Regions from separate parts of the Homo sapiens genome. Here all the other regions are linked to region 3. Evidence: read pairs that join two places in POLR2A ChIA-PET (ENCODE). Cell type or tissue: GM12878. All regions are shown on one strand. Each heading gives the region's core, and the rest is flanking DNA. Links, peaks and the distances in the headings are about the cores only. Region 1 overlaps PDCD6IP (programmed cell death 6 interacting protein). Region 2 overlaps CLASP2 (cytoplasmic linker associated protein 2). Region 3 overlaps UBP1 (upstream binding protein 1). Region 4 overlaps CLASP2 (cytoplasmic linker associated protein 2).

Region 1 (5,000 bases), core at 1-5,000, 380 kb after region 3:
GTTTTTCTGTGTTTTGACTTTTCTGGTGTTTAGTAAATCTTATCAGGACTATCATCATTCTGTGTATCTGTAAGAAGAATCTTCTGAGGTGCTTTACACAGGAGATTTAAGCCCACAAAGCTATCTTTATGGCAGAACTGGACTAAGATCCTGACCTCTTGATTCCCCAGCTAGTTACTTTTTGCCATACTCTCTGCTGCAGTAGTGCTTGATTAATGATTTTTCATGTGTTAAATTGGGTGAAGAAAGAAGTGTGAAAATAAAGTTCACAAAGAATCTATGAACTCCAGCCAATATCTCTGGCCCAGCTTTTCTGATTCTCTTGTTTCATCCTCTAGTTGGTGGTCTGGAGTTGCACATCCCTAAATACAGATTGCAGCTGAATAGGGTTGTGTGAATTAGCATTGCAGTATTATTTTGGCCATGTGGATTGGTTGTTCTTGATCCCCACACCTTCCCCTTAAATTAAAAAATTCTTTTCCGGCCGGGTGTGGTGGCTCATGCCTGTAATCCCAGCACTTTGGGAGGCTGAGGCGGGTGGATCACGAGGTCAGGAGTTCGAGATTAGCCTGGCCAAAATGGTGAAACACTGTCTCTACTAAAAATACAAAAAGTTAGCCGGTCATGGTGGCGGGTGCCTGTAATCGCAGCTGCTCGGGAGGCTGAGGCAGAGAATTGCTTGAACCCGGAAGGTGGAGGTTGCAGTGAGCCGAGATCACACCACTGCACTGTAGCCTGGGCGACAGAGTGAGATTCTGTCTCAAAAAAAAAAAAAAAATTTTTTTTTCCTTTTTAAAAATTAAATATAGAATTTAATCTTTATTTAAAAATTTTAACATTTTTGTTTTTTTAAGACAGGGCCTTGGCTCAGTTGCTCAGCTGCCCAGGCTGGAGTACAGTGGCGCCACAATAGCCTACTGCAGCCTCGATCTCCTGGGCTCAAGCAATCCTACTTCAACCTCCCAAGTGGGTGCATACTACCATACCTGGCTAATTATTAAATTTTTAGTAGAGAGGAGGTCTTGCTGTGTTGTCCAGGCTGGTCTTGAACTCCTGAACTCAAGCAGTCCTCCTGTCTTGGCCTCCCAAGTGCTGGGATTACAGGTGTGAGCCACCATACCTGGCCAATTTTTTTTTTTTTTTAAACTAGAATTTCTTTTTTTGTTTTTTGAGATGGAGTCTCACTCGGTCGCCCAGGCTAGAGTGCAGTGGCGCGATCTTGGCTCACTGCAAGCTCCACCTCCCAGGTTCACGCCATTCTCCTGCCTCAGCCTACCATGTAGCTGGGACTACAGGCGCCCACCACTACGCCCGGCTAATTTTTTTGTGTTTTTAGTAGAGACGGGGTTTCACCGTGTTAGCCAGGATGGTGTCGATCTCCTGACCTTGTGATCCGCCTGTCTCGACCTCCCAAAGTGCTGGGATTACAGGCGTGTGCCACCGTGCCCAGCCTAAACTAGAATTTCTAATGGGAATTTGTCCTGTACCTATTTGTGGTATTTCAAAGAAATGTATTTATTTCCTAGTTTCTTTTTCCCCATGAGATTTTTAAGTTGAGTTATTATATATTTGTGCCAAAGTGGTTGAGTTTTATAAAATACTGGAGAACATATATAAGTACTTCTCCATTGTTGCAAAACAGTAATCTGTAACTACCATTTGTCATACATGTACTCCTGTGTGTCCAGGAACTATTTTAAGCACTTCATATACAGTACCATTTATTCCTCACGCTTAAAGGAGGTATTATTACTCTTTAGGAAAGGTTCAGAGAAATTGAATAATTTTTTCATGATCACATAGCTAAGAGTTGGGATTCAAACTCAGGGCTATCTGACTTGAAAGACTGTGACATTATACCTTTTAAATATATTTGGGATTTTATAGTTTTGGTTAAAAAAATTCGCTTATTTCTAAAATAGAATCTATGAAGACACCAATTTTTTTGCACCATTATTTTCCACAATGTGCTAGTTTTTGCCAACTCCTGGCTTAGCATACTGGCTTTCCCTGTGCCTACTTATACAAAACTTGCAGCCTAGGTCTACTTTGTTAGAGATACATCCTAGGCTAGAGTCTGCTGCTATAGTAAAGTGTACTTAAATGTTAAAGAGAAGGGTGTGGTAGATTCTCTTGTTTCTGTGGATTCCCTATCTAGAGAACTTTGATGCTTGTGATCTGGGCTGAACTATGAGGGATAATACCTTGTGGAATTATATTGAAGGAGTAGCTTATGGTAGTTGGATCTCCTGGAACAGATTTTGCTCATGGTAACTGCAGTTAGCAATGGCTGCTTTCTTTTGTAAAGCATTTGTTGATCTCTCTCATTTTGTTGGGGTTTTCTCCATGCTGATCAGACATTGTTGATTTCCAGTGATTGCCCTCCTGTTGTACTTTTATTTCAACTTCTATAATCTGTCCTAAGATAGCCATTTTACTTTGAGGGTTTCATCACATAGCTTCTAATCATTCAGTTACAGGATATAAATGCCCTGTTCCCCCCATACAGCTCAGGTTTTGTTAGTTGGCCTCAAAAACTTTGGGGTGAAGAGAATGGGTATAAAAATTTTAGTGCATTCAGTTTAGCCATTCTTCTTTTCCTCACCCATTTGCAGAGGAAGTAACCTCATTTCCTACTACTCCCTTCCTTGTTTACTTTATAGCAAGGGTCAGCAAAATAAGGCCTGCTCAGCTGCCTGTTTTTGTATGGCCTGTGAGCACCACTCCAGTGGGTTAGCATTGTGAGTGTTGGAGAACTAGCTTAGCTGTTTGCCTCTGTTCCATTCTCCCCTTTGCTTCTAGCTCCTGTCACCCTGGCCAGTGGCCATGCTTTATTGCTGCCCAGACTTACTGTGGTGCTGCCTACACCAGAGTAAATATTCTGCTTGGCGTTGGCTTGGCACTAAATGGTATAATCTCAGTCTGGAAATTGGTGACTCAGCAAATTATCTCACCTACGGCCCCCTGGGGCAGGTGCCCACAGTAGACTCTCCCTGAGAATTTTGATCTCATTGGGGTAGAGTAAAACTGACCATGTTGGTCACTCCTCCTGTCTCCCTATGGCTCCTTTCCATCAGACAGGTACTTTTTCTTTGGAGAATGTCTCCAGGATGGCACCTGGGCAGCCGTGTGCCACAATTTTGGGATGGCCCAACCTAGGCAAAAAAGGTACAGGGCAGGGCAGGGGTTTTTCCTCTTGTTATATAAGTAGTTACATACTTATTATATGCTTGATTTAGCCTTTTTCCCAGCAGAGTCTAGAATATCACTGTTCAGAAAAAGTTTGCCAGTCCTGGCTTTATAGCCATATTGGCCTCCTTGCTGTGCCAAGCACACCTTTAGGCGTTGTTGCCTCAGACCTTTAGCACTTGCTGTTCCCTTCTTATGGGCTTGTTCTTTGATAGCTCCTGTTCATTCACAAACCAGAATTTTAGGTTTTATTTTTCAGAGATAGAAGAAAACTTTGCATTTTACCGATTCATTTGCTTGGGGCTAGCAACAAAACAGAGAGCAAATAGATCTAGTCTTTGCTTTCATGGAATTTAGAATCCTTTGAGAGAAAAGACAATAAACATAATCCCACCAATAATATATCACAAATTGTGTTAAATCCTATGAAGAAAATGTTCAGGGACCTGAGAGATTATAAATGGAGGGGCAACTAATTTTAAAAAGGGGTTACATTGACTGTATTTTTTTGAGACAAGATTTCACGCCATGGCCCATCCTGGAGTACAGTGGTGGGATCACAGCTCACTTCAGCCTTGACCTCCTGGGCTCAAGTGATCCTCCCACCTTATCCCGCTGCATAGTCCCTTTGGGGGACTGTAGGCCCACCACCACACCTGGCTGACGTGTGTATGTATGTGTAAAGATGAGGTCTCACTATGTGCCCAGGGTGGTCTCAAACCCCTAGGCTCAGGTGATCCTCCTACCTCAGCCTCCCAAAGTGTTGGGATTACAGGCATGAGCCACAGCGCCTGGCCTAGATTAACTTTATCACTTCTGCTGCCACCGTGGACTCCATTGATCCGTGCTAGCATCATCTCTTGACTGGATTACTACGGTAGCTTCCTAACTGATCTCTCTACTTCTGCTCGTGCACACCTGCAGTCAGTTTTCTACACAACAGTCATGGTGACTGTATGAAAATAAGTCATATTGCTGTTTTGTCCAAACCTTTTGATGATTCACACTCTTACACTATATAGTAAAACTCAGAAGTCTTACAGTTGCACTCAAGGCATCATTACTTCTTTGACTTCATCACTTACTATTTTCTCCCTTGCTCACTCTATGATCATATTGGTCTCCTTGCCATGCCAGATACATTCTTAAGTACCCTCTTGTCCCAGGGTATTGGCACTTGATTTTCCCTAGATTGGAAATTCTCAGATATCTGCTTGGCTCACCTCATCACCTTTTTCATGCCTTTTATGGTCATGCTGTTTTAGAGTTAAAACTTTTTTTCATGTAGTCAAATGACCATGTTATTTAAAACGACAACCTTCTTACCTCTCCTCATATATTCACTTTATTCCTCTTGTCTCTTTATTCTCCATGGCACTTACCACTGTCTTCTATATAATATTTTTGCTTTTTTGTCTTCCCCTCTAAAAGCTTCACAAGAGCACAGATTTTTAGATGTTTACTGCTAAATTCTTAATGTCCTAAAACTGGTGCATAGTAAGCTCTTAGTATATATTTGTTGAATGAATGAATGAGGAAAACTTTCTTTGATAACAATGTCAGCCTAGACAATAGTGAGAAATGGTGGTAAAAAGAGTGAAGGCCCTGAGCAAGGAGAGCCTATAATTTAGTGACTCGAATGTATAGTGAATATCCTGAGATGAGGCTGGAGAGTTGGATGATAGCCATATCCTGTAAGACCTTCAACATTTTTGGATGTAATTTTAAGTGTAATGGGAATCCACCAAAGGGTTTCAGTACTTAATACTTCAGAGTTTATTTCCTGAGTACAAAGATATTCTCCTGTATAA
Region 2 (5,000 bases), core at 1-5,000, 230 kb after region 3:
GATAGACAAATTTTAATAATAACCAGAACTGAAAAGAATGTAGGACAGCAGACACTACTGGTGGGAGTGTATGTGGTAAAGCCTCTTTTGGAGCAAATTAGCTATACCTAACACAATTCTAAAATAAATGAAAACTTTGATTCAGAAATTCCACGTCCAGACTATTTTAAGAAATATATCTGTGTGTATATACACAAACACATGTAGTTTGTACAAAGGTGCTTATTTCAGAACCATTTAGAAAAATTATATATAGTAAACAAATTTCTATAGAAGACAAAATGGTTATGATATGTCCATATTATAGAATACTATGCAACCGTTTTAAAAAATGATGCGAAATAACACGATAGTATTTTTTTAAAAAGCTCCATCCCATACTGAGTAAACACAGCAAATGGCAAAATTACATTCAGAATGGTATCATTTACGTAAACACAGTCAAAGCAAAACCATATACTTTGATATTTAGTATGTATGTAAAGGCACAGTAACAGGTAGAAAAAGACATGCTACGTATTAATAAAAGTGTTCTCCTCTGTTTACACCTGGGCTCGGGGCTTGAAGGTGGTTTTGAAGGGATTTTTGCTTTACCTTCATTGTTTGAATTTTGAAAGGGAAATGACATTTGTATATTCGTAAATAAACAAAGTTTGTAAGTTCGTAAATAAACAAAAAACATCAGGTAGGGGCAGTATAATCCATTTGTTTTATATGTTCATGTTTTATATGTTTACATGATTCTGGTATAGTGTATGTGCACTGGATGTGACAAAGACTAATACGCAGGAGTATATATCAAACTGTTAAGAACTATATAAATCCCAAGACAGCCTATCACTATATACATATCTTTATTGTTTAAATTTTTTATAAAGGTATATATTTTTGAAGAAGAGAATTAGCTGAAATGTTACCCTCTGATCTTTGTCAGAGGTTGTTACTTTTTTAAAAATAATTAATATATTCCTCAACAGTCCAAATGTTATGTATTATTTGAAAAAAGAAAAACTAAGTAAATATAAAACTATAACCATTGAACCTAAAATGTTTAAGAAATAAAATAAAATCTGGATATGGCCCACACCAAATGCAACATTTAGGGTTATCTACAAATTAGGTTTGGTTTTTTTTTTTTAAAAAGGAAGAAACTTGGCAATGCCCTTAAGTATATGAGAACTTATTTGTTAATCCTGCTTTTGTCTTAAAAATTGGTAGTTGAAAAATTATTTTCTCATTTATTTCCATAAGATCATATAAAATAGTTACATAAATTCTTGGAATAAATCATAACGATATGCCAAACCAAATTTTCTATCAGATTTCCATTTAAATGTACATAATAGTTCAAATGACTGTCTACCAACACCATCATTTTGATATATTTGTATCCTATCTCTCATAGCCCCTAGGGGAATTACTTCTTAGAAGAGTTCACTACATACATAGTCAAAGGAAGGCTGAAACTGTTAAGAGTTAAAACCTCCATATATGGACCAGTCTTCCTTAAGAACCTGGCAAAAAAACACTCAAAACATTTTTGAGGAACCTCAGGTTTCCCTTCATACATATCTGTGATGTTGATGTGATTATAAAGTATATCTCTAGGCCTCGTAACAAAAAAAGGTGTAATGAAAAAAGAAAAAAAGCTCAAGTATTAAGTGTTATAATGGAAAATACCAAACACACATTTGGGACCCTAGATTTGGTACTGGTTTGCTTTCTGTGCCTGGATCTGGGACATATTGTCTCAGCAGGTCTCAGTTTCCCAATCTGTAAGATGGAAATACCAAAACACTCTGAACACTTCACAGAGTTGTTCACACCTGAGGAGTTAATATATATTAAGTATACAAAAGTGCTTTGGAGAACTATAATGCCTAATAAGGCATTATAGAAATAATGTGTTTTTAAAATTATCCTTACCAAACTAAAACACTGGCAAAATCAATTTTTAATCAAATTATACCCTGTGCATAATCTTAAAAGGCTAAATATTTTCTAGAAAAATGTTGGGACACTGACAATTAACAATCATATGAATTAAAATAATGCCCATGGCAAGCCATTTTGCTTCTTTAAATATTTTATTTCCACAGAATTCTACTTGTGTCAAATACAACAGGAAGGATATCAAGCTAGCTAGTCAAATCTTCCTGCTAAAATCTGTCATTCCTCCAAAGGCAATGTTCTTCCTCTAAGCTTCTGCACATATTCCACGTTTCTTCCAATATCCCTTCATATCTACCACCAAGACTGAAGCTTGCTTGGGTTGCAAGGTAAATTGTCACCTCATGCTTGCCAGATCCCACACAGACACATCAAGTGAAAAAAGATGTCAAATGACATGCACACACATGCATAAATGTACACACAAGTGTACACACATGCATAAACACACAAGTGTCCTTCATTCTTTAGGGAGAAATATATTTCTTACACAGCAAATGATCGTCACCTTAAAAGGAAGTGTATAACACAAGCAAAAGAAGAAAAATAAATCTTACTCACCATCTCCCATAGCCATTAGATGGTCCAGGGAGCTCTCTGAAACCAAGAGGTCAAATAGCACAGCAAATAAGTACAGCTCAGTGCCTGCGCCACTGGGCTCGGCCTGCAGCCTGCAGACACCCGGAGCACTGTGTGACCCAGGCCTCGCTGCAGCTCTGCACCGCAATAGCCAACAGCTGCTACTCCACTTCAAAATAAAAGTCTGGGGTCTTGCTGAAAACCCTCGTTTATTTAGCACAGCCTAGAAGGACTTGATTAAGATTACTCTTTAGCTGCACATATGCTGTTGGATACAGGTTATGATGTTTCTCCTTGTACTGGCTGCCTGAAATTTAATCTAAGAAAAGCTCTGAGAGCCAATAAATGCCATCCCGCTGGGGGACTTTTAATGCAATCATCAAAACACAAGGCATGTGTTCAGCAATCATTTTCTGCTTCCCTAAAGATATCCATGTAATCAGTAGCAATCACATGATCTGATGGATTAACTGATTTGCGCCTTTTTAAAAAGGTTTTCATCCTTTTGTCGTTACCTTTTAATATTTACAACAGAAGATTGCTAGAAGTGCATAAACAGGAATAGCCCAGTTTCCATGATTAACTGCTCTCATTATGCAGGAAGCATTTCTGGCTGCCGTAAACAAATCACGTCAAAGGCAGCCCATCAAAGGCTGCTCTGTGCGCGGACAGCAGGGCCACACGGAACAAAGCTTACTTCTGGTGGAGACAGAACCTAGCCAATGCGCAGCTGCAGGGGCGCAGAGCACCCTCTATCCAAGCTGACAACCATCAGCACATTGTCAAGCTCTGAAGGCAGGCCCTGGAGCTCATGATCACAAACAGATACATTTTAAAAATCAACCAAAGAAAAGAGCTGCTTTGCTTTTCACCAAAGGGTATGTTATAAAAATATACAAAACTAGACTGGAAGTTATCTTATTGACTCATAGAAGCCAAATATTAAGGTAATTTCAAAGCCTCATTTCCAGGTTTTATTTTATTGCCAGCCTCCAAGAACAATTCTTTTCCTAGCAACTGTTTCAAACAGAGAAGCCAGAAAATACTTTACTAATGATTGCATGGCCAAGACTGCATTAGGTCCTAAACACACACTCGACAAATAAGAATTATGCATAGTTTTTTTCACAGTGAAAGAGAAAAGGATTTGCAATTACAGCCACCAACACTGTTAGTGTTTACATCCTTGGTTTGTGCAGGAGACTGTCTAGAAAGCTCCATAACGACACCAGCGCCTGCCATAATCGCAGGGGGTCTCCAACTTTCAGTCTTTTCTTTCCTACAGGGCTGGTGTTCCCTCCTTCTAGTCACGATCTGACAGATTTTAAATCCAGTTTTCTTCTAACAGCAGAGCTAATTCTACTGCATTTAGGGACTCTGCCTAACTTACTTTTACAATATAACAAGTTGAGTTCAAAAAACCATCAAATACTCTATAACTCACTTAATGACTGTTCAGATGACAACTTTTAGCTATAAAAAAGTTATATCACCTTTACAACAAATCCTTTGGTTTCTTGTATTTAGTAAAATGATTTTTTTCATCACGAAACACTCTAAATCAATATGCTGTAAGATGTATGATGTGTCATTATTATGGTTTCAGGCAAAGACACACCAAAAAATTTTGTTTACCATAATAGTTTCTGGTCACAGAATATCAGGTGGAACAAATTTGAATTGCGTGCCATTTTTGGACAGACCCAAAACAATTTATTTTGCATAAATGCACCAAGTGAGGGAGAGAAAAGGTAGTATCTTCAACAGCTCTTTGTGTGCATGAACTATTTCCACAAGATTTCATGCCGAGCCTTTACTCTGTCCTAAAATGTTTTCCTGTTTCTATCACTTTATTTACAGTTTTAGTTTTAGTTTTAGTGTGCAATAAAAATGAATCAACAAAGGCCTGAAAATTTTGTGGGGAAAAATTGTGCAGAAATAAAGAAGAAGTTGAATTAAACTCCATGATATTACTTCATGTACAATTTCCCTTCAAATTGTTACTTATAAAAATTTGTTTTCAGTATTCAATTGATATATTTTTCTACCTGGGAAAACTACTCAAGTATCATGGGCTGGGATGAAACACACCGTAATTTTTCTCATTAACACTGGTGAAAATAATTTTTTCATCTAATGGTCTTTCACTTGGCAGCAGGGTATTTAGGAATAATTTAAACTCATTAAACAAGGAGTAGTTATATTTCCTCCATTACCAACTGTAACCACATTGTATATCCATTTATTTACTTGTTTATGATCTATCTCCATCACTAGATTATAGGCTCCTTAAGGGGAGAAATTTCATTATCTTCTTCCTGTTGTGACATGATCTAATTTACATTTTAAGAAGATCCCTATGATTTCTGAGTAGCAAATGGATTCCTGGGGGCAAACATGGAACAGAAGTCTACAGAAGTAGTCCAGGCAAAAGCTAAAGGAGATTTAGAGAGGATATTAGCAGTGGAGAT
Region 3 (7,880 bases), core at 1,724-6,723:
TATTAGTCAATTTTTGGCATTATCCCTTCACATATTTCCCAGTTTTTCTACAATGAGCATATAACAGTAAAAATGTTCAAAAAATTGTTTAAAATCAGAATTCAACCTGCTTTCAGTATATGTATCCAACAAATTAATTCCTGCATTCAAAATACTTTTGTTTACAGGGGTAAGTCACATCAGCCTGTGCCCAAACTGCAAAGGGCAAACTCTCCTCTTTCCAAAGATAAACTCGGCCGGGTGCAATGGCTCACGCCTGTAATCCCAGCACTTTGGGATGCCGAGGCAGGCGGATCACTTAAGGTCAGGAGTCTGAGACTAGCCTGGCCAACATGGTGAAACCCTGTCTACTAAAATTACACAAAATTAGCTGGGTGTGATGGTGTGTGCCTGTAATCCCAGCTACTTGGGAGGCTGAGGCACGAGAATTGCTTTAACCTGGGGGGCGGAGGTTGCAGTGTGCCGAGATTGCGCCACTGCACTCCAGCCTGGGCGATAGAGCAAAACTCAGTCTCAAAAAAAAAAAGGTAAACTACCCCCACATCTCTATTTTCCCTCCTTCCCCACCAACCCTTTCATATCACTGAAATGTAACACTCTGACATAAACTACAAACAAGATATAGGGGATAAAATTTGATGTTTATTTAGCCACAGACTCCATCCTGGTGCAGCTTAAGTCTATTTTCAGCACAGAACTGCTTCATGTTCAAAATCCAGGTTCCTTGCTAGCTGGACTTCTGATTCATTCTCAAGTTCCATATTGAAATCACTGTCCCTAAAAATAACTGACTTCCTTTCCTACTTGCTAGTCCTTTGGATTATGTCTTAAAAATCCTGTAATAAATCTTCCTCCTCAGACCCTCTTTAATGCAAATCAGTTTACACAAACTGTACTTCAGCTGCTCACAGTAAAATTCCTACAATTTTCATTAAGTTGTAAAATTTAAGAAAAAGAACCTAATTTTTAATTATTACCAATAATCTAGGCTACAATGCCAAAATATTATTTTGTATTTCTGTAAATTCTTACATGTCAAATGTGACATAACCACACTAACCTTGGTTCAAATAAGTAAGCGTTTCATCATGCAGTTTTACTGCTGGTGACGTTGCAGCACACATCACATACTGAAAGGGTGGGTGCTCTGTTTCACCATCCAATGGAAGGCTGGAATCTTCCTGCTTGAAAATGGGCAATGCCAAGACATCACTGAAAAGCAAAAAATCAACACTGACCTTACTTTGGGTTTGAAATATTTGTCTACAGCCATATCATCCTGAATGCACCCAATCTTGTCTGAAATATTTAAAAGCATATAAACATTTAGGGATAGTTTTTTTTTTAAGATCAGAAATTATATGTAGAATAAAAGAACTATGAATGCTATGTGGTTCATCTAAAGGATGGCATTAACAACCCCTATCTCGGGGTGGGAAGTGGGGGAGGGCGGCAGGGCAGCTCTGAATATATATATATATATATATATATATATATATATATATATATAGCACTTTAAAAACTTCTTTTAAAACTTTAAGGTCCAGATTCTTTCTATAAAAAAAAAGCAAGTCAAGAGTACCTAGCTACTTGATTTGAAAGGCAAGAAATAATACTGCTGCCAAAGGTAGGTCACACTTGACACCATAGAATTACAAAGAAGCATCTGATTAAAATGGGGTTTTACAAAAAGTTCCCTGCTGTGCCTTGGCAAGTGTTAAGAACATGAAGCTTCATGCCTAATCTAAAACAATGGCTCCTACTGAGAGGTAAACAGGAGCAGCAGCAGTCGCAGCAGCTGCTATTCTCCCCCTAAGAATAACCTGGGGCACTGATTGGGAGAATGATGAGGGGTCTTCTGGGACACTGTTTTTATTGGATGTTGTTTGGTTTTAACAGCTTTATTGAAATATAATTTACATATCATAAAGTCACCCTTTTAAAGTCTGAAATTCAGTGGTTTTAAGTATATTCACATCATCAGTATCTAATTCTTGAATTCCAAAATATTTTCTCCCCTCAAAAAGAAATCCCATACCCATTAGTAGTCACTCACCATACTATCCCAGACCCACTCAGCCCCTGGCACCCACTGATTTGTTTTCTATCTCTACGGATTTGCTATTTGGGACATTTAAATGGAATCATATGACTATGTGGTCTTTTGTGACTGGCTTCTTTCACTTAGCATGTTTCATGGACCATCCGTGTTCTAACATGTACCAATGCTTCATTCTTTTTAATGGCTCCATTCCATTGTATAGGCATACCGTATTCTGTATCCATTCAGATGATGGCCATCTGGGTGGTTTCCATTTTTTAGCAATTATGAATCATGCTGCTATGAACACTTTTCTATGTTTTTGTGTAGATAAATTCTGCTAAGTATACACCTGGAACTGGAATTACTGGATCACATGGTAACTCTGTTTAACTTTATTTTACTTATTTTATTGGAGACAAAGTCTCACTTTGTCACCCAGGCTGGAGTGCAGTGGTGGTATCTTGGCTCACCACAACCTCTGACTCCTGGGCTCAAGTCATTCTCATGCTTCCGCCTCCCAAGTAGCTGGGATTAGAGGCATGTGCCACCACACCCAGGTAATTGTATTTTTAGTAGAGACAGGGTTTCGCCATGTAGGCCAGACTAGTCTCAAACTCCTGGCCTCAAGTGATCCGCCCGCCTCAGCCTCCCAAAGTGCTGGGATTATAGGCGTGAGCCATCACGCCCCGCCTCTGTTTAACTTTCTGAGCAACTGCCAAGCTGTTTTTCAAAGTGGTTGCAATAATTTTACATTTCCCCTATTAATGTATGGAAGGTGATTATTTGTTTTTGAGATAATTATCTGAGCTGTACGTTTGTATCTTAACTTTTCTATACTCATTCTTCAATAAAAAGTAAAATGATAATAACAGCAACAACAAAACATCAAATGAATAACTACTGTATCAACACCAATAATAGGGACTTGTCTGAACTGCTTATTTTCTCTTTTTTTCCTACAAGCTGTTCACTAAGATACTTGGGTAGCCAGGTCAATTCAATTCAATTCAAAAACAGAATGTGAAAACAAGTGAAATGGGACGGAAACCCTGGGAGAGAACGTTATCCCACCAGTAGTCCCTACTCCCCCCATGCATTTCTATTAAAGCACTGTGCTGATTTTCAAAGATACTAACTATCCACTAATTCTCCCTCTCTTATTTATACCCAGGAATTGTCAAAACACTCCTACGTACACAAGTAATAACCAAGGATCACACGGTTAGCAATGGTCCCAACACTCCCACAGAGTTCTCTCAACACCTTGACCTAGGGATTTTGCCCCACCTAAGCTCCTGCCTTGGGGGCAGATATAAAAACTTTTCAGAAGACTTCAGGCCAGGAGCAGTGACTCACACCTATAATTCCAGCACTTTGGAAGGCTGAGGTGGGTGATCACCTGAGGTCAGGAGTTCGAGACATGGCGGGGGAAACCCCGTCTCTACTAAAAATACAAAAATTAGCTGGGCGTAGTGGGGCACGCCTGTAGTCCCAGCTACTTGGAAGGCTGAGGCAAGAGAATTGCCTGAACCTGGGAGTCGGAGGTTGCAGTGAGCTGAGATCGTGACACTGCACTCCAGCCTCAGTGACAGAGCGAGATTCCATCTCAAAAAAAAAAAAAAAAAAAAAAGAATCAGATCACCTCTTTATAAAAATCAGTCATAACAGTCAAATTGGCTCCAGGGAAGATAAAAATATATACTGCATTTTGTGTATATGTAAGCATTTAAAACCCTCTCAGAGAGAAAGAAAACAAGAATGAGAGTTGTGACTCAGAACCATTAATTATACCGAAAAATAACACAGGGAATAATTTTAACATTTCAATGCTAACTGCTTGGGTTGATCATTAGATACAGATCATCAAAATAAGATGTATAACTGCATGAGAATGGCTTTTTTTAATAAATTGTCACATATGGAAGACAATTTTATATGCTTCAGATCCTAGAAGACAACCACTTTTTTATTCACTTGGTTATAGTCTCCATGATCCACACAGAAAATACTATGCTCATGGTAAGTGCTAAACGACTCCTGAACAAACATATAAACATGTAAAGATTATTTGCTATTGAATTTCCAATTAATTTTTTACTTAATTAGAAAGAAAATGCCTTCCAGTCAACACAGCAACCAGTGATCCTTTTCAAACAGAAGTTAAACCATTTCAATTCTCTGAATCCTTACATCAGCTCACTTTCAACCAAAGTCCTTACGAAATCCTACGTCTCAAAAAAAAAAAAAAAAAAGCCCTACGCAACCTGCTCTTCAACCCCTCTTCTCGTCACCCTCATTCCCCCTGCTCCAACTACCCCGGCCTCCTGATTCTACTCTTCTACTGGATATCCTAATGGCTCATTTCATTCAAATGTCATCTTTTCAGTGACAACATGACACTGGAGTCCTCCCACCCACACTCCCAATTTCCCTACCCTAGCTCTATACACAGCTCTTACCACTTTCCAAAAATATACATGACTTACTAACTTTGTATCTGCTATAAGCACGTAACTCCAAATACGTGTTTCTTCAATGACTGATGCCAGCATCTAGCACAAAGGAGCTCAAATACTTGCTAAATCAATGAACTGATTGCTGCATTAATAATCAACCAATTAGTATTAAGATTGAAAACTAGGTCTCCAGACAAGATTATAATTTCTACTATGTTGAAAGTCCTAAAACCTTGATGGTTTTTGTAATCCCATAAATGGAAACAGACTTTTGAGTACTAAAGACAGAATGTTAAACGGAACTAAAAGTAGGGTGTTTCTTTATTTTTTTTTTTTTAAGACAGGGTCTGGCTCTGTCTCCCAGGCTGGAGTGCAGTGGCATGATCATGGCTCACTACAGCCTCAACCTCCCACCTCAACCTCCCAAGTAGCTAGTATTACAGGCTTGTACCACCATGCCTGGCTAATGTTTGTATTTTTAGTAGAGTGGGGTTTCCCCATGTTGGCCAGGCTGATTTTGAACTCCTGGCCTCAAGTGATCCACCCACCTCGGCCTCCTAAAGTGCTGGGATTACAGGCATGAGCCACTGCACCAGGCCCAAATGATGCATTTTAGAAGGCAAAACTGAAAGATCTACATGTTGGTAAATTTTAATGTAGCTTAGCACCAAAAATCAGGATGCTAAAAAAGACTTGGAAATCACAACAAGCTTGATCAAATGAAGTATAAAAATCTACTAGGACATCTAAAAATCCAGCAATGTAAGCTGCCTTCAGGGAGGACAAATGAATGACTGCAAGACCCTAGTGTGAGGCAGAGACTGCACTGTACACCCTCTCATAGCCTTTGAAAATAATTATGTGAATGTACTGATTTTCAAAAACAGTGAAAATTTGAATTTTTCTTAAGGACAAGATAGATAAAACATATATGGAAGCTAAATGAGAATTCTAAAGAGACATGAAAGAAACAAAATAGAAAAAACAACATAGAGAACTGTTTAGTAATGGCAGGCTAAGTAATTTAAATGAACCTATACCCCATCCACCCTCACTGAGGATAGGGGGGAAAAAAGTTGTCAGAGAACACATATATTCTTGAAAGTATTAAAGAACTAACAAGATAAAGAAACAGGCTGAAATCTGAAAAAGTGCAGTAAGTCCAAGCAAGCCTAGAACTGAAAGTGGCTTTTACCTACCCAAACTGAGGAAAGAACTGCAAAGCTGTACTGTAGTTTTAGTGGCCTTGTGGGTGTAGGATACAGCCATCCACATTAAACTGGAATGAGAACAACTAGATGCTCAGGGTAAGGGTGAAGGGAAAGTACTGGTTAGCTTCTCCAGCCTGGTCCGGGGAACCACTGACAGGTAGGGCTCCCAGGGGTCTGACAAGCAAGTGAAAAGACTTAGGCATCAAATTATTCCAAGTAATTCTGAAATGCCAGTACACCAAAATAACCAGGCATAAAAGGACAAACAAGACTCTAGAAGCAAAAACCAACAGCAAAAACAACAGATGACATATATCCAGTTCCAGATTTTGTCTGCTGGTATTCAGATCTTTTCTGCCTCTACTGCAGAAGGTTAGAAGCCTGAAAACTACATATAGAAGAATTCTTGCTAGACAGTCTTGTCAGGCTCTCCAAAGGCAAACACTGGCGGAAAATTGAAAGAGCGGGAAAGGGAAAAGCCAGATGCAAAAACAGGCAACCACACGGAATGCAGCTGCGGAAAATTTCAGGGGATCAGCAGCCATGCCTCCAGCAACAAGCCCAAGAACAACCAGGTAACATGGCCTCCTCCTCCAACCCTTCCAGCTCCTTTGCAATCAAATACTTCACTAAATCCCTCTCTGCTTGAGACATCTCACTGATTTCTATTTTCCTGACTGGACACAGACCACCAGAGATTTCAGATGCTGGAATTATCAGATCCAAATTATAAAATCGTACTTACTCTATTTAAAGAAATAAAAGAAAAGCCTGAAAGTATCTGGAAGGAACAGGAAACTTTAAAGGACAGCAAAACTGAAAAAGAGCAAAAAGAACTTCTAGAACTGGAAAATAAAACTGTCCAAATTAAGAACTCAGGTTTAATAGCAGCTCAGACAGAAGTGAAGACTGAATTAGGAGACTGGAATGCTGGAATATAGGTAAAAAGAAGTTATTCAGAAAGCAGCACAGAGAGGAAAATGAAGAAGTTAAGAAGGGACCAAGTGAGAAGATTTTGCATTAAATTCAAGTCTCAGCAAAGAACGGAATAGGGGCAAAAACTGAAGACAGGAAGGCTGAGCAAATTCTAGAACTGGTGAAATATACCAATTCATGGATTCAAGAAGCCCAAATGACCAAACCAGAATAAATAAGAAATACACACCTAAATACACCATAGAAAAACTCACAAGCCAGTACAGCATATGAAAGTTCCGCCGGGTGCAGTGGCTCACACCTGTAATCCCAGCACTTTGGGAGACTGAGGCGGGCGGATCATTACATCAGGAGTTCAAGACCAGCCTATCCAATATGGTGAAACCCTGTCTCTACTAAAAAACTACAAAAAAATTATCTGGGCATGGTGGCACACGTCTGTAGTCCCAGCTACTCAGGAGGCTGAAGCAGGAGAATTGCTTGAATCTGGAAGGCAGAGGTTGCAGTAAGCCAAGATTGCGCCACTGCACTCCAGCCTGGGCGACAGAGTGAGACTCCGTCTCAAAGAAAAAAAAAAAAAACGAAAAAAGACAGCTCCATTTTCCCAGTAAATAACTAAGGGAATCAGTTGAAAATAGGCATGGCAAGGATGAGTTGTGAGGCTGAGGAGGTGTCATTAAGCTTTCTAGATGAGTAGGGGAGGAAATGGATGAGAATGTTATGGTATAAACTACAGAGCAGCAGGAAAGACATACTTGACAGCCAAGGTCATGAACCAACCACTATTAACAAAATCTGAATACTCTCATATCCATTAAATAAATTACATGTATAGTCAAACATTTACTCATCCAAAGAAAGTTAAAACTGGCTGGGTGCAGTGGCTCACACCTGTAATCTCAACACTTTGGGAGGCCGAGACAGGCGGACTGCTTGAGCCCAGAGACCAGCCTGGGTAACATGGTGAAACCCCGTCTCTACAAAAAATAGCAAAAAAATTAGCCAGGCATGGTGGCGCATACTCATAAACTCAGCTACTAGGGAGGCAGAGGTAGGAGAATTACCTGAGCCTAGGAAGTCGAGGCTGCAGTGAGCCATGATTGCACCACTGCACTTCAGCCTGGGTAACACAGTGTGACCCTCTTCTGGCTAAGTTCTCTGTTTTGGCAAAGTTTTTTAATTTAAAAAAATTTTTTGGTTAAAACACAATGGTTTGTAATTGTTATTCTAAAT
Region 4 (7,619 bases), core at 2,620-7,619, 72 kb after region 3:
TTCAAAATGTTAGTTAATTCTAATCCTGTCACTCTTCCAGTGAACAAAATTTAATGTTTCCTTTCAGTTTTCAGTATTACATCAAACTCATTATCTTAGTATTCTAAAAAACAGCAAGCAATACAGATTATCTTTAGTGGTGATATTAAAAATAATTTTTTTCTTCTTCAGTTTTTCATTATTTTCCAAATATCCTACAATAAAGATGGATAATTTTTTTAACTGATAGGTTTTCTTTTTTTTTTTTTTTTTGAGATGGAGTCTTGCTCTGTCCCCCAGGCTGGAGTGCAGTGGTGTGATCTCGGCTCACTGCAAGCTCCACCTCCCAGGTTCACGCTGTTCTCCTGCCTCAGCCTCCCGAGTAGCTGGGATTACAGGCGCCCGTCACCTCGCCTGGTTAATTTTTTGTATTTTTAGTAGAGACAGCGTTTCACCATGTTAGCCAGGATGGTCTCCATCTCCTGACCTCGTGATCTGCCCGCCTCGGCCTCACAAAGTGCTGGGATTACAGGTGTGAGCCACTGTGCCCGGCCTTTCTCTTTTTTTTTTTTCAACAACGGAATTCCAAACCTTTTATATGGCTGCAAAACTGTACTAATTGCAACAAAATGAATTAAACTAATACCAGAAGCAAAGATATAAAAAATTAAGTTTAAAAAGCCTCATGTATTATGGAGTAATATGCTAATTATCATTTCTATTTACTGTAAATGCTATTCTAATTGAGCAATTATAAGCTACATTTGAATTAACAAATAGACCTGGCCTTATCAATGATGTTATCAGTAAGATTCCAGTCTTTTACTGTAAGACATAACTTAATAATAAAAGTAATTTTGACTTAAAGTCTGTAAGAACAAAATATGAAGGAACACAGCAGATTAACTACAAAATTGAAGCCTCAGGTTCAAACCACGTGTTACTTGAAAATGTCAGAAGTATATTATAGATTTTGAAACCCAGAAGAAATAAACATGTTTTACAATCTGGAATATATAATTTTAATTAGTTCTCAGCAGTGCAGTAAATGAACAACACTTATTAATAATTAATTTGGGAGAGAATAGCAGGAGGAAAAATATAAACAGTAGCTTTTTGTGACCATTTTTAAGTAGCTGACATCTCAGTATGTTTCTGGAATGAACAAATTAAGGGTGTATTGTATATAGTGATTTAAATAATCAGCTTTCTTATAGTCTTATCAACTGAGATTATAAAATTGTAAACACAATTTTTCCATGTTTACATCTACTAGCTTTCATTTGGACACATTAAACCATACTTTTCCATTATGTAGTTAATTCATTTCTTGAGTGCCTGCCTGCCATTAGATGCCAGGTGCTTATCTAATTTTCCAGTTAGTTACTGTTCAGCTTAAGTCACTCTACTTGGTTGTCAACAGTAGTTAAAGCAGTATCTTAAACCAGAGGTCAAAATTAAATCAATATTTTGATTCGAAATGATTACAAACATATCCAAAGGTCATAAAATGCTACTGAGAAGAGTTGTGTTTAAAATGCATTTTCTTCTTACAGATAAGCTGTAATATATACATGCGTATGTAGCTATATACCTTTGATTGTGGTAGCTACACCTGAAAAATCTTTTCTCCTCAGATGAACTTACAAAATTCAAGAGACCACCACTGATACAAGACCGTCTAAAGTTAAAATAAAACTGAGTGACTTGTTACACAGTGAGACAGAAAAACTGATATACATTATTAACTTTTTCAAGTAATGTTATGTACAGTTTTATTGCCAGTATATGCACAACAGTAAGCATAGAACTATAAATACACAATGTAATTAACAGTAGAAAACAAAATTGTTACAGGTAGAGGGAGAGGATATAGAGAAACTTTTCCTGCTGCTAGAACAGAAAGAAAGGGGAAAGCCTATGACAAATCATCCATTCAGTACTCTTGTCTTAAATTCTTTACATATATTTCTACATTTTTTTCAGTTAAACAAAGTACAGATAACTCTGCAACAATGGCAAACTGCTTCCCTAATAGCTATTTGCCTTTTCAATCAAATTCACTTTATATTAGGATTAAAAAAAAGTAAAGATGAGAAATCATTAGTATCCTGGTTCCAAATTATCTAATTTAGCCTTTCACCAAAACTGGTAATTTTTGAGTCGGCTGCACATGAAAAGAATGGGTGTAGCAAGAGGTGATTAAAAAAATTTGCTAAAAAGTAACAGAAAATCACCCTTTAAGTAGTTTTCCAAAAGACACTATAGGCAGCAGCTCAGTTAAAAGTATTAGCCCTGAAGAGGTAGAGAATTTGAGCCCATTATACAAAGACAGCCTTGGCACCATCTTCTCTCTCATCAGGATCAATATTTTCAAGTAAGACAATTTCATGGTAAAAGGAAACCAGGTTCCACCATTTAAAGAAAAGGTGCTGGTCACTCCCATGTCTCGATAATTTGTTTATTACGTGAGAAACAGAAGACGGTCAAGGACACACACGCACTTGATTTTTTTTGTCCGTTTCCATTATCAAGTTTATTCATAAGTGAATTTGATATTAATAAATACAAAAAAGCATCATTCACAACAAAGATATAAACAAACCAAAATAAACCCTGCAATAAAACCTTCTATTTCAGTAAGTATCAAGAAAAAACAGGCAGATGATTTGGTGCAGCTTTCTTAAGGGATCATAGAAGGGACATGGTTTTAAATAAAGATGGCAAGATCAATAACCAATAGACAATATCAGTTTTACAGAACTGGCTGATTCTGTAACATCTGTCTTTGAGGTTTTAGTTTTCAAACTATAGATCACCCCAAAGAAGTTGCAACTAATGACATGTATCACCATCACACAAACGGAGTCCAGCTGTAGTTCAAATTAGTCCTGCTTTGTTTCACATCATTTAAATATTTCTAGCATAGGACATGATACGAAACAAAACTCAAAGTAGCAATAAAAATATTATTCTGCAGTTGAATAAAAGCAAAAATGTTTTAGACTGTTAAACTTTTAAAGCTTTAAGCATTCCTGTTTAACCAGCATTTAAAAAAATTTATACAATCATAACACTGGCAAAGGTTAATGGGAAGACAAAGTACAAACATGTGAAATGATGAATTAAATTAAAAATTACTTTGTGTCGATCAATTGATGTTAATACTGCTTCTTCTTGAATTTGGAATAACTATCATAAAAGTTACATGCAGACTGAGGATAGTCCTCTGTTACAGAAAATACAAAACGAAACGAAACAAAAAACTAAAACTGGGAAACAATAGTAAGTTCCAAAGGATGTGTTTGAGAACTTCCTTTCATTGATGAGGGTGGTCTATCTGTCCTTTCTTTTGAGAGACCTGGTTCGCTGTGATGAGCTTCACTAACTTTGTCCAGAAACATCAGTAGTGGGATCAGCTCCTCCAGAACCTGTTTGTGCACGTTTGATGTAAAGATTCAGTAGCTTCATCTGCAGATTCAAGCCAAATAAATGTCATTTGAGCAAGCTGCTCCAAATTATAAGATACTCATTAAAATATTATATACATATATGTGAGCTCTGAAAGATAGATTTTAGGCTGGGGGTTATTATAATGCCCAAGTTATTGTTGATAATTAGGAATAACAAATTATTTTTTTTTTGCCTAGCACATCTGAAAAAAATATAAAAAGTCAAAAAAGTTTCTAAGTCTTGAAAGTTGTTCATGACAGAGTATTTTATCATGTCTTTTCAAAATATATTGTAGGGATCACATATAAAACTTTTGATATGGTCTAGCTCTGTGTTCCCACTCAAATCTTATCTTGAATTGTAATCCCCATGTGTTGGGGGAGGGTCCTTGTGGGAGGTGACTGAATCATGGGGGCAGTTCCCCTGTGCTGCTCTAGTGATAGTGAGTTCTCACAAAATCTGATGGTTTTGTGAGGGGTTTTTGCCCGCTTCGCTCTGCAGCTCTCCCATTCTTCTCCTTCCTGCCATCATGTGAAGAAGGACATGTTTGCTCACCCTTCTGCCATGATTGTAAGTTTCCTGAAGCCTCTCCAGCCATGCGGAACTGTGAGTCAATTAAATCTCTTTATGAATTACTCAGTCTAGGGCAGTTCTTTTTTTTTTTTTTTGAGATGGAGTCTCACTCTGTCACCCAGGCTGGAGTGTAGTGGCGCAATCTCAGCTCACTGCAAGCTCCACCTCCCAGGTTCACACCATTCTCCTGTCTCAGCCTCCCAAGTAGCTGGGACTACAGGCGCCTGTCACCATGCCTGGCTAATTTTTTATATTTTTAGTAGAGATGGGATTTCACCGTGTTAGCCAGGATGGTCTTGATCTCCTGACCTTGTGATCCACCCACCTCGGCATCCCAAAGTGCTGGGATTACAGTTGTGAGCCATCGTACCTGGCCTAGGGCAGTTCTTTATAGCAGCATGAAAACAGACTAATATAACATTAAAGTAAACTCAGAAGTCACCATTAAAGCAATAATAACAAACAATTGAGTACTAGGTGTTACACGATATGCTGTTTTACATTATATCTTTATCTTTATATTTTATAGATGAGGAAATAACAATATAGAATGGTTAAGTTACTGCCTGAGGTCACAGGGGTGGGTAAGAAGTGGGCAAAAATAGGAATTCAGGTATTTGGGTTACAGGACCTAAGATCTTAGACCATGAAGCCACTGTCATCCTACCAAGAATGTTTTAAATATCTCTGTGTCATTCTGCAGTCTTTGTATGAGATCATGACTTTATGAAGTTTGTAATCAATAAATATACAATTCTGTGTTCTACTTTTTTTTTTTGATACAGGGTCTTGCTCTGTTGCCTGGGCTGGAATGCAGTGGTGTGATCACGGCTCACTGCAGCCTGAATCTCCTGGGCTCAGGCAATCCTTTCACCTCAGCCTCCCAAGTAGCTGGGACCACAGGCACATGCAACCATGCTTGGCTAATTTTTTTTCTTTTTTTGTAGAGACAGGGTGTTCCTATGTTGACCAGGCTGGTCTTGAACTCCTGAGGTCAAGTGATCCTCCCACCTTGGCCTCCCAAGTGCTGTGGGAGCTACCACATCTGGCCTACTTGTTTCATCTAACGTTATTCCAAAATATTTTTTCCACCTACCTACTGTCTTCACATGTAACATTATTACTGGCTACCTACTGTTCTGATAAAGTGCTGAATTTTAATTGTTTTGGAAGGTTTGCTTTTTAAACATTAACTCTTTGATCCAAGAGTTTTTAACCTGCTAGCCATGGGATTCACGGGATCACAGAACCCTCTGAAACGACATGTAATTGTTTCCATTGTGCATTTTTCTATTTTTTTTAAAACTTTGTCTCTCATGGTTTTATCTGAATGCATTTTTCTTAAGATGAGATTTTACCTAAGTCTCGAGGTGGTTTATAACCCGAGTTAAGAATTATTGTTAAATCTATCTATAACTTAATGTAAAGTGTGTTACCTAGGCTCATTTTCCATTATATGTATATTCTGCTTTTTTGCTATTAAAAGATAAATTTGACCACAGTAAGACAATCCTTAGGGTTTCAGAAATTCTTTAAGTGACGGTGAGTGCTTTCTGCTAAATGGTTCATAAGCCATGATTCAACAATCAGAAGTTATCTTCACCCTTGAGAACAAACTTCTAATTCAAAACAATTATTATCATTTTTATTATTAGAGACACGGTCTTCTCAGTATGTTGCCCAGGCTGGTCTCAAATTCCTGGTCTCAAGTGATCCTCCCACCTCGGCCTCCCAAAGTGATGGGATTACGGGTATGAACCACTTTGCCTGGCCACCTTAGCAGAATGAATTTTAAAGTACTGGTAGTAGCAATCAAATGAGAAAGGCAAGACTTACTTATTTTTTTAAGTCTGAACAATGAATTAGAAAACTTTTATTTTAACACACCAAGTTAAAGTTGCACATTAATTTGGATAATAGAAAGAGAAGAACAAATATTTGATTATCATAGTTCTTAAGGGGAAAAATTTTTAAATGTGCAAGTATTCTATATTTGGAGAGATATACAGTAATCCATTAATATATATAACCACAACAGTCTATTTATTCTTAATAAAACAGTGGTCAGGGGTAAAGATTTGGGTCTGGGATTTGGTAAGGAGTCAGCTAACTATTATAAATAACCAGAAGCTGCAGGCATTTTCTCTCACAGAAACCTACCCATCACCCCAACAAACTGCTGACTTCACCTGAGTGAACATCTAACAAATGTTAGAGTAGAAAAAGATAAAATACAAAACAGAAATAATAAGGGCAAGTTGGATGCTCAAAGCCTGACTTATTAAATGCCAAATAAAAAGCTTACTGTTACAGACATGTAACTAAGTTTTGAAAGATGTACTATGGCCACCATCTCTAAAACACAGCAGCACTACTTACTTTACTGCCAGTAAGTTGACTGAGATGTGGTTTTAGTTCATCACCAATTACCGCATGAACAGCCACCAGGCAGAAGACACAAGCTTTCCGAACACTGCTCTCTGAATTATCATAACCCTACGGAGAGAAGTCCACTGTTAGTACTCCAGAGAAGTCCACTGTTAGTACTCCCTTTTTAACAGGGTCAGAAGATGCAGCTGAAAGATGAAATCTCGAGCATACTAAGGAGAGAAAAGTGCAGATCAAAGTTAACTTTTTAACCTTTTCAAGCATAGACAATGCCCTTCTCTCCCTTCACTTCCCCTACTGCGCCCTCACTGTTAGCCCTCTATATCAGGTTCTTACTTAGTCTGGAAAGCTGCACTTCTCTGACTCTGAGGCTGCTCACTTGCCAATTCACCCTGAAAAAAGTCTCCAGACTAACTTTCCTAAAGCATTAGGTTTTAAGGCAGTCAGCACTCCTCACTATCCGATAAAACCTAAATTCATTGGTTTGGTAGCTCAAGGTAGTCACATAATCCAGGCCCGATTAAGTTTTACATCTGTTCCATCCCTGCAATTACTTTCTCTAATAAATCTAGTCTATGTAAACTATTCCCCTATGCTTTTACTGTGCCTTTAATAACCTAATTTTATTTAAAAAATTAACTTGTTTCTAATTGACAAATAATAATTGTATATATTTATGGGGTATAATGTGATGTTTCAATACATGTACACTGTGGAATGACCAAATCAGGCTAATCAACATATCCATCACCTCAGATACTTATCATTTCTTTGTGGTAACATTTAAAATGCATTTTCTTTTATAATTGCTACTTTGAAATATACATTATTAACTAGTTACTGTGCTGTGTAATACGTAGCTAGAACCTAATACTCTTTAACTGAAACTTTGTACCTTTTGACCAACATCTTCCCTTTCTCTGTCCATCTCTCCCACTTACGCTTTTGATCACACTACTTACTCTATTTCAATACTCTACAGCAATCTTATCCATGAAATATTTTTGAATGAATTATCTGAATGAATATGCACATTTTACTCCAGGGAAAAAATAGAGCTCATCTCCACTAAAATCCTAATCATTTTATCTTTCTAAAACAACTGCAGAAACATTAAAATATCAATAGATATCTAGCTAAAAGAAGTACATTATTCCTAAGTCATGCAATCAAACTGTTAATTTTATTTTCCATCATTTTAATATAATTGCAATTATAATGTAAAT

The links. Peaks named below come from ENCODE experiments on the same cell type or tissue, not always from the same donor. Only the 100,000 strongest peaks of a DNase experiment are listed, where the experiment ranks them.
Region 1: POLR2A ChIA-PET joins it to region 3 with 5 read pairs; 10 of 35 experiments call an interaction of 5 or more read pairs at or near these places.
Region 2: POLR2A ChIA-PET joins it to region 3 with 9 read pairs; 4 of 35 experiments call an interaction of 5 or more read pairs at or near these places.
Region 4: POLR2A ChIA-PET joins it to region 3 with 5 read pairs; 5 of 35 experiments call an interaction of 5 or more read pairs at or near these places.

What each region holds. Positions count from the first base shown.
Region 1 is chr3:33,804,593-33,809,592 of GRCh38, forward strand. All of the region lies in intron 1 of PDCD6IP (programmed cell death 6 interacting protein), which reads left to right. Among named protein-coding and RNA genes, the nearest start is that of PDCD6IP, 8.5 kb to the left of the region's middle. In GM12878, for the core only: no CTCF peak of the experiment used is centred there; no DNase peak of the experiment used is centred there.
Region 2 is chr3:33,656,463-33,661,462 of GRCh38, forward strand. The region is part of intron 7 of CLASP2 (cytoplasmic linker associated protein 2); the gene reads right to left. Among named protein-coding and RNA genes, the nearest start is that of CLASP2, 59 kb to the right of the region's middle. RefSeq lists an enhancer at 2,905-2,954. In GM12878, for the core only: no CTCF peak of the experiment used is centred there; DNase peaks (open chromatin) are centred at 2,629 and 3,079; H3K4me3 peaks cover 2,127 bases; H3K27ac peaks cover 1,392 bases.
Region 3 is chr3:33,424,530-33,432,409 of GRCh38, forward strand. It overlaps UBP1 (upstream binding protein 1), which reads right to left. Exons shown (of 16, transcript NM_014517.5): 2 at 1,061-1,212. Among named protein-coding and RNA genes, the nearest start is that of UBP1, 12 kb to the right of the region's middle. RefSeq lists an enhancer at 1,566-2,123. In GM12878, for the core only: no CTCF peak of the experiment used is centred there; no DNase peak of the experiment used is centred there; H3K4me3 peaks cover 1,846 bases; H3K27ac peaks cover 1,991 bases.
Region 4 is chr3:33,495,268-33,502,886 of GRCh38, forward strand. It overlaps CLASP2 (cytoplasmic linker associated protein 2), which reads right to left. Exons shown (of 39, transcript NM_001365631.1): 38 at 6,385-6,501; 39 at 978-3,450. The coding sequence ends at 3,364. Among named protein-coding and RNA genes, the nearest start is that of UBP1, 59 kb to the left of the region's middle. In GM12878, for the core only: no CTCF peak of the experiment used is centred there; no DNase peak of the experiment used is centred there.